Regions from separate parts of the Homo sapiens genome. Here region 2 is linked to region 1. A link is an interaction called in ENCODE POLR2A ChIA-PET data of the cell type or tissue named here. Cell type or tissue: GM12878. All regions are shown on one strand. Region 1 overlaps LOC101929174 (a long non-coding RNA gene). Region 2 overlaps GRM5 (glutamate metabotropic receptor 5).

Region 1 (4,000 bases):
GCCAAGAGCTGGAGGCTGCAGTGGACTATGCCACTGCACTCCAACCTAGGCAACAGAATGAGACTGTCTCTAATAAAAATAAAAAATAAAGTGGAAAAGTCATGTATTAATGAGCCTGATTTCTGCAACTGATTATGCAAATACAATATTTTAAATATCCGCCTGTCATTACTTGGGTAAGTTATCTGATTCTTGGAAAAGAAATGAAATCTCTCAACTGGGAGAAACTGATAGTTTTGACCTTTAAACCTGCCATCCTTAGACCAGCTGCTGGCCTGGCTTTGCTCTCTTCATGCCAAGACTCTCTACAGTTTTGCTTGTTTAAAATTTGCTTTGTTTGACTTCATGTTTCCCTCTAAGCAATAGCCTATAAGGAGAAGAGGAGTCAAGTCACACTGCAAAACTGTGAAGATAAACCCTTTGACGTAGGGTTTAACATCCTATTGCCCAACACATGTTTATAACTTGAATTGAAGTTAGCAAGCTAAATATATGTAAAGTCATCCAGGGTCAACTTTCACAGCTTCCAAACTAATCCACACTAGCATGTTGATGTAACATCCCTGATGCTACTAGGGCTCACCAGATCCCTTGTGCTGGATAAATATCTCTGAAAATGAAGTCCTTGTGCTAGATGAATATCTCCAAAGGTGAACAGTATGAGGTAAGAAATATAACTTGGCTCGGCACAGTGCCTCACGCCTGTAATCCCAGCACTTTGGGTGGCCGAGGTGGGTGGATCACTTGAGGTCAGGAGTTTGAGACCAGCCTGGTCAACACGGCAAAACCCCATCTCTACTAAAAATACAAAAATTAGCCAGGCATGGTGGTGGGCGCCTGTAGTTCCAGCTACCCAGGAGGCTGAGGCAGGAGAATGGCTTGAATCCGGGAGGCAGACGCTACAACTGAGATCACACTACTGCACTCCAGCCTGGGTGATAGAGCGAGACTGTTTCAAAAAAAAAAAAAAGAAGAAATATAAAATTTATAATCATCTATTGACACAAACGCTTGGCAAAGAAAAATTTGCTCCCAATAAACCTGACTCTTTTGTTGTTGTTGTTGTTAAAGTTAAACCTGGAGAGTAAGTAGTTTCCATCAACATTAAATAAATATTATTGAGCACCTATTATGTGCTAGGGATATAACAGTGAATAAGACAGACAAGGCTCAAGCTGCGTAGAGTTTATATTCCAGTGAAGCAGATACATAATACACAAGAAATTCCAACAATTACAGGCAATTTTAAGTGTTACCTGGAAATAAATAGCGTGATGAAAAATAAAAATGAACTTAAGCTCCTCAACAGACTGAATGGACCCTTTCTTGGCCAAGGGTATCCCAGAGAAACCTTGAAAACTGAGTTACCAGCCACAGTGGGATGGGAAGTTGGACATGCCTCGTTAAGCCCCCTTGCTTCCTAACCACCATTAAACTTTCTTTCCTAAGGGTTAAAGCAAGCTTGTCCAACTCACAGCCCATGGGCCACATGCAGCACAGGACGGCTTTGAATACGGCCCAACACAAATTTGTAAACTTTCTTAAAACATTATGAGATTTAAGTTTTGTGTGTGTCTTTCTCTCTCTTTCTTTTTCTTTCTTTCCTTCCCTTTCTCTTTCTTTCTTTCTTTCTTTCTTTCTTTCTTTCTTTCTTTCTTTCTTTCTTTCTCATCAGCCGTTGTTAGTGTTAGTGTATTTCTTTTTTTTTTTTTTTTTGAGGCAGAGTCTTGCTCTGTCGCCCAGACTGGAATGCATCCAAGTAGCTGGGACTACAGGCACCCACCAATACACCCAGCTAATTTTTTGTATTTTTTAGTAGAGACAGGGTTTCACCATCTTAGGCAGGATGGTCTCGATCTCCTGACCTCGTGATCCGCCCGCCTCGGCCTCCCAAAGTGCTGGGATTACAGGCATGAGCCACCGCACCCGGCCAGTGTTAGTGTATTTCATGCATAGCCAAAGACAATTCTTCTCCCAATGTGGCCCAGTGAAGCCAAAAGATTGGATAACCCTGAGTTAAACAGAAACCAGCCCTTTGGAAATACTTGCTCCATCAGTAGTATCAACCAATGCCTGATGCTGCCCCTTTGTTTTGCTGTTTCAACAAGACAGCCAACCAGCATTCCTTCCTGATGAGAGACCACCGACCATGGAGTGGTTCTGGAAGTCTACAGGAAGATGAGTAGTGAGGGTTTTTGTGTCCTCTGCTTCACCTTTTGATATGAGAAGGCCAAAAACTCCACCCTCAGATGGTGATAATGCCCCATTTTTTGCACATGGGTCCCACAGAGAGGCATGGAGCAAAATTGCACATGCACGTATTTCTCCTTTCATGAATATTCATGACTCCTCCTATAGCTTATTGAATATGTATATTTGTCCACCTCATTCAGTATAAATCCCTGTCTTATACTTTTCACTCTCAAAATATCTGTTTCTGGCTTCTGGCCAGAGGCTACACTTCGTGGCCTGTCAGAATGGCCACCCTGCAGGCTGCAACCCTTTATAAGAAACAAAGCTCTCTTTTCTGTATTAACTTTCTCATTTTTCAGTTGACAGTGATAAAAGTGAATAGCTGGAAAAGGCCACCATAGATATTATGGTTAGTGGAGGCCTTTCTGAGAAGGTAAAATATTTATCAGTGAGAATTTCACAAACAGTGAGAATGAGCAGTTTTTTGAAAAATGATGTGAATTATTTCAGGCAGAGAAAAATAGCAAAGTGAAAAGGTAATGAAGAGGGAAGTCTAGAGGGTTTGAGGATCAAAGAGAAAGCAGGTTCCTGGGAGAGTGAACAACTAGAGGATCAAAGGGATAGATGGGGCCAATGATGCAGGGTCTTGTGGGATTTTATTCAAACATGATAAAAAGGTAGCCTACTGAGGAGTATTAAGCAAGGGAATTAATGATTCACATTTAAATTAAAAAAAGCAAAGTGGTGATGGTAGACTCAGTCGGACTCACTGATCAGATACGGGGTGGGAGACAGGAGAGGGAAGAGCCAAGGAAGGCGCTTAGGTTCCTGGCTTGTGCATTGAATTCAATGAAAAGAAAATGAAATTAGAAAGTAATTGCTATAGTCCAGCAAGAAATTATGGCATATTGGACCAGAGTGGTATTGGTGGAAACAGATCAAAGTGGACACATTCATGAAGTTTGTCCTTGTCTCTTCAGCGTTGCTCTTACTGGTGTGGTCTATGGGATACTCCTCATCTATTAGCAAACAATAAGGCTTCTGAAAATTTTCATTTCAAAAACTTGGTTTATTTAACAGAAATAGTGAAGTGAGAATGGGATCACACAGTAGAGACTATCTCAGTAATTCACAGTTCCACAGGTGACTCAACATGCATCATGTGGATAGTTCATTTGTAAAATCTTTGTTTTTCTTGATTTCATATTTGTCTGCATCAATGATTAGACAAAATCTCATTCTCTTAACTCCACTCTAACAATTGGACTTAAAGCCAGAAGTCTTGTTGATTATCAGCTTTGTATTCACCAGTTGTATTTTTATTAAAAAGTCATTTATCGCTTCTGAGCCTCAGTTTCCTTATTTGTAAAATGGGAGTAATAATATCTGGAAGATGACTCTCAGGTTGACATAAAATGTGAATGTACTATGCAGCTGATAATAAGCTATTCAAATACAAAGCATAATGATTATTTTTCTAATGTTATAAACTCTTATTCCATCACATTAAAAAATGTTCCCCTATTATTTTTTACATATCTTAACTGAATAAACCTAGAATATTCAGATGCCTGATATACAAAAGTAACACTAGTGAGCCACAATTTGTAAGGGCTATGCTTTCTGTGGTTTCTCCATTCTTGCAGTTGTGTCGTAGTCATCCAACCACATTCTCTGCCCATCCCTCTTTGCCTTATGACAAAGGGCACATATTTTTGAGATAGCTGTCAGTGAGAGATCTCACAGTGGAAAATTATTACAGTGAAGAGGTTTTCAGAGTGTGCTCCAAGGACCTATGGGGATCCTT
Region 2 (4,000 bases), 180 kb before region 1:
GAGAAGAGCTTATAAGCATGAAGACTGTAGGTTTCTTAACTCATCTATGAAATATTTAATGATTAATTCACAATTAGCCTAACAGAAGATATTCAAAAATATGTTAAGGATCCCTTTGTAAGGAAGTGAATGACCACCAATAATTTATTATTCTATCAATATTCTTTTAATTTGAGCTGTCGAGCAGTATTTTGCTTGAGCAATCCAATTCACAAAGAAGCACAAAATACTTTGCATTGAAACATTGAGCATCATTTGGCCATTGGTACTTCTAAGGTATTTTCTTGGTAAAATTAAGTCTACTCAATCTAGCTTGGTCTGATGATTTACCTCCTTTAACAAAGTCTCTAAGTTCTTTTCCTCTCTTCTTTATGCCTACATCTAAAATTACTTGTGTACGTATTTCTTATTTCCTTCCTTCTCCTACTGTTAGGTAAATTCTAACAGGTGGGGCCTGCAGATTACTTATCTTTACATCTGTAGTGCAAAGTCCATTACCTAGGATTTAATAAATGCTCAACTAATGTCCGTTAAATAGGTAATCCATTAAATTCATTTTGCTTGATGTAATAAGCCATTTTTCTTCAAATACTAGATACTTTAAACATTTTAGAAGGGAAAAAAAATTAAGAGGAAGGCCTCTGCCCCAGGATCAATAATGATGTTGACTTTGTTGCATTTTATTTTATTTTATACTACTTTTGAAACAGCAGGAAAATAAACTAAAAAGAGTGTGACTGTACTGAGATAAACAAGTCTTATTATAGTAACTCCCTTTATCATAGCCTACTGGATACCAGGAAGGTGGATGAAGTGGTGTTATACCAGGCTCCAGTTTAATTAGGGAAAAGGTAATAAAACCTTAAGAGCTCTGGGCCCCTGCAAGCTCTACAGGTGGTTATTCTCTACTGATGAGGCTTGTGACTTTCATGAAGTCAGTTAAGTAAATCTAGCTTCCTCATCTGGCAAATGGAAATAACAGTTCTTTTTTAAAAACCTTACAGAATCGAACCAATGAGTAAAAGAGGTTATTTCTGTGAAATCATGTTAGCTCAAAAAACTGTCATTGAGATACAAGAACTCATCTTGATGCACCACGTAGAAGAGTAATATTGGGAATCTCATCACTTATTTTAGATGAAATATCTGGTATCTTCAAAGCGCGGTGAACTGCCAATTATAATACAAAAATAATGGCGGCATCCCAATACTGACAGTAAAACTTCAGCTTAATGTTTACAGAAACTTTTAATATCCAAAGAACATGTCTTCTCTCCTCTGTTATTGCCAATGTCTAACAACATCCAGAATGGTATCACTCAATGAGGGCTTGCTCAAGATAATAATTAGCTTAAAAACTTGATAATGGAAGGCAACACATTATAATGGCTGAAGTGTGGGTTCTAAACTTAGATTCCCTGTATTCAAAATCCAGCCCAACCACTTATTTAATTAACTAATCTTTGATTAATTTGCTTAACCTCTATAATCTTAGGTTTCTTCATCAGTAAAATGGAAATGATAACAAAGCCTCTGGCCCAGGGCTGTTGCCTGGATACAATTTAGGTAAAGTTCTAGCATAGTGTCTGACACATGGTAAGCACTGAATAGATTCTAATGTGTTGATTGATATTCATCTTTTTCTAAGATGCTAGAAATTGCACACCTTTACCATTGACTATTAAATGTGACATATTCAGTTTAATAGGCAATGTGAAAGAATGGGTTACATGTGGTTTAACCAAAAAGTAACAACGTCATCCCTGATGTTGTCCATATGCCATCACATTCATCTAATAAGTATCACAGGTTGGTCATTGCATTGAGAAGCAGGAACCCCCATTTTGGCACAGAGTGACCATCTCCACAGTCACGGCCGTTCCTCAGCCTGGCAGTTAAGCACACAATCACGTCTTTCTGTTTGCTCCTGTCCTTGTTCATGCTCACCAGGTACAAAGACAGGAGACTGGCCCAGCACAAGTCGGAAATAGAGTGTTTCACCCCCAAAGGGAGTATGGGGAATGGTGGGAGAGCAACAATGAGCAGGTAAGCAAACTATGAGTGGCCTGAGGTGGTGTGAAATAAATGTATGCAAGCTAGAGGAACATGTGGCTCCCTGGTCTGGGTCCTCACTCAACTGTGCAACTCATACAGTGTGTCCAACCCAGGCTACTACTGGTTTTCTATGTGTGTTTGATTTGCAAAACCTATGACACCCTCATGTGTAGTAATGGGAGCCTCCTGTCCCAGATGCTGCTGTTTCCCAGGGTTGTGCGCTTTGCATGTCTGAAGCCTTAGCTCACAGTCAGTCCTCCTCTGGGTTTTAACTTATTGGTCAAACGGTTCTGGAGTTTGCAAAGTGGAAGAGATTGGAGGAAACTCATATTTCAGGGCTATCCAATCACTTAATAAAACAAATACAAAGCTTAGAACTGGTTTTAAGGAAAGGATTACTATTGAAGGAAGACTCCAGCCCCTGATCCTGGACAAGCCTGGAAATTAATATACCTTACTTTGAATGTAACATCATCTCACAGCCAAGGGCAAATGCCTTGCCAAACTAGTGGACTGTAGAGACAAGTGGCTTTTCTCAAACTGAAATCAGGAAAGCTAATCCTCCTCTAGCTACCATAGCTTTGCATCTCCTTTGCTTCCTTGTGTTTGGTGATGAACATTCTCTGTCGCTGTGCTGTGCATGTTCTTTTATACTAGGCACTCCTGATTGAGTTGTACCTAGTAAACCGGAGTATTTGGAAGTATAAGCATTAACTAAGCTGTGTTGCATGAAATAAACGTGCTTTATTGCATGGGATTTGGTTTTAAGAAAAGGGCCCTGGGGCCGGGCGCATTGGCTCACGCCTGTAATCCCAACACTTTGGGAGGCCAAGGCGGGTGGATCAGCTGAGGTCAGGAGTTCAAGAACAGCCTAGCCAATGTGGTGAAACCCCGTCTCTACTAAAAACACAAAAATTAGCCGGGCATGGTGGCACACGCTTGTAATTCCAGCTACTCAGGAGACTGAGGCCAGAGGACTGCTTGAACCCAGGAGGCAGAGGTTGCAGTGAGTTGATAACATGCCATTGCACTCCAACCTGGGCAACGAGAGTGAAAACTGTCTCAAAAAAAAAAAAAAAAAAAAAGAAAGAAAGAAAGAAAGAAAGAAAAAGAAAAAAGAAAAGAAAAGGGCCCTGGAGACAAAGTCAAGATTGACATTAAACAGTTCCAGAATGTTGAAGGAGCCTTGAGTTGAGGAGTCACTTGCCATGACTTAACTCTTCACTTCTAATTTGTTGTGACATTTCTCAATCCATCTGTGGTGTAGAGGTATGGAAGGAAAACTTTTGCAAATCATCCTGGATTAGAGAAAAGGAAAAATTCAATAAGTAGAGTATGTGCATATGCATGTCCATGTGCTGAGAGCAGAGCTTGAGACCTAATTGCATAACAAGAAGATAATCCTGTTGAAATTTCACCACAAACATTTTGTTTGCTTCCTCAGTGGTGGGCTCCTTCCTATTTTCAAAATAATAACTACATTTTTCCAAGGCCCACCATATTGCACAACTGCTGGTGGACTATTCATATTGCAGTCTATGAAAATGGTGCCCAGAACTGTTCAGCATACAGTTTGAGCAATCATTCACAACAGTCCTGGCCAAGGGCTTGGCCAACTTTGTCTATGGTTCTCAGAGACAAGGCAATGATAGTGTGTGTACATGTGTAGGCATATATGTGTGTACTTTGGTGTATCTGATGGCCTTATGCCTACAATCCCTTTATACAGCTATCTTTGGATCTCAGTGCATCTGCAAAATGAGTCTCAGAGGATCATTTTGTGGAAGTGACTCAACAGAATGCTATTGGGGCTCCTATTTTCCTTCCACTTAGATATAACAAAGTAGCATAATTCATATCCTTGAAAATTAGGCAAACAGCACCAGAGTAAGCTGGACAAGGTTAAAGTGACTTCACCAAATGAGTGCTCAAGGGCTCTTCCCAG

Evidence for each region. Peaks named below come from ENCODE experiments on the same cell type or tissue, not always from the same donor. Only the 100,000 strongest peaks of a DNase experiment are listed, where the experiment ranks them.
Region 2: POLR2A ChIA-PET joins it to region 1 with 6 read pairs; 8 of 35 experiments call an interaction of 5 or more read pairs at or near these places.

Annotation. Positions count from the first base shown.
Region 1 is chr11:88,345,477-88,349,476 of GRCh38, reverse strand. All of the region lies in intron 1 of LOC101929174 (a long non-coding RNA gene), which reads right to left. Among named protein-coding and RNA genes, the nearest start is that of CTSC, 9.7 kb to the right of the region's middle. In GM12878, no CTCF peak of the experiment used is centred here; no DNase peak of the experiment used is centred here; H3K27ac peaks cover 222 bases.
Region 2 is chr11:88,523,355-88,527,354 of GRCh38, reverse strand. GRM5 (glutamate metabotropic receptor 5) reads left to right here. Exons shown (of 10, transcript NM_001143831.3): 9 at 1,951-2,046. It overlaps GRM5-AS1 (GRM5 antisense RNA 1), which reads right to left. Exons shown (of 6, transcript NR_049724.1): 6 at 3,301-3,353. Among named protein-coding and RNA genes, the nearest start is that of GRM5-AS1, 21 kb to the right of the region's middle. In GM12878, no CTCF peak of the experiment used is centred here; no DNase peak of the experiment used is centred here.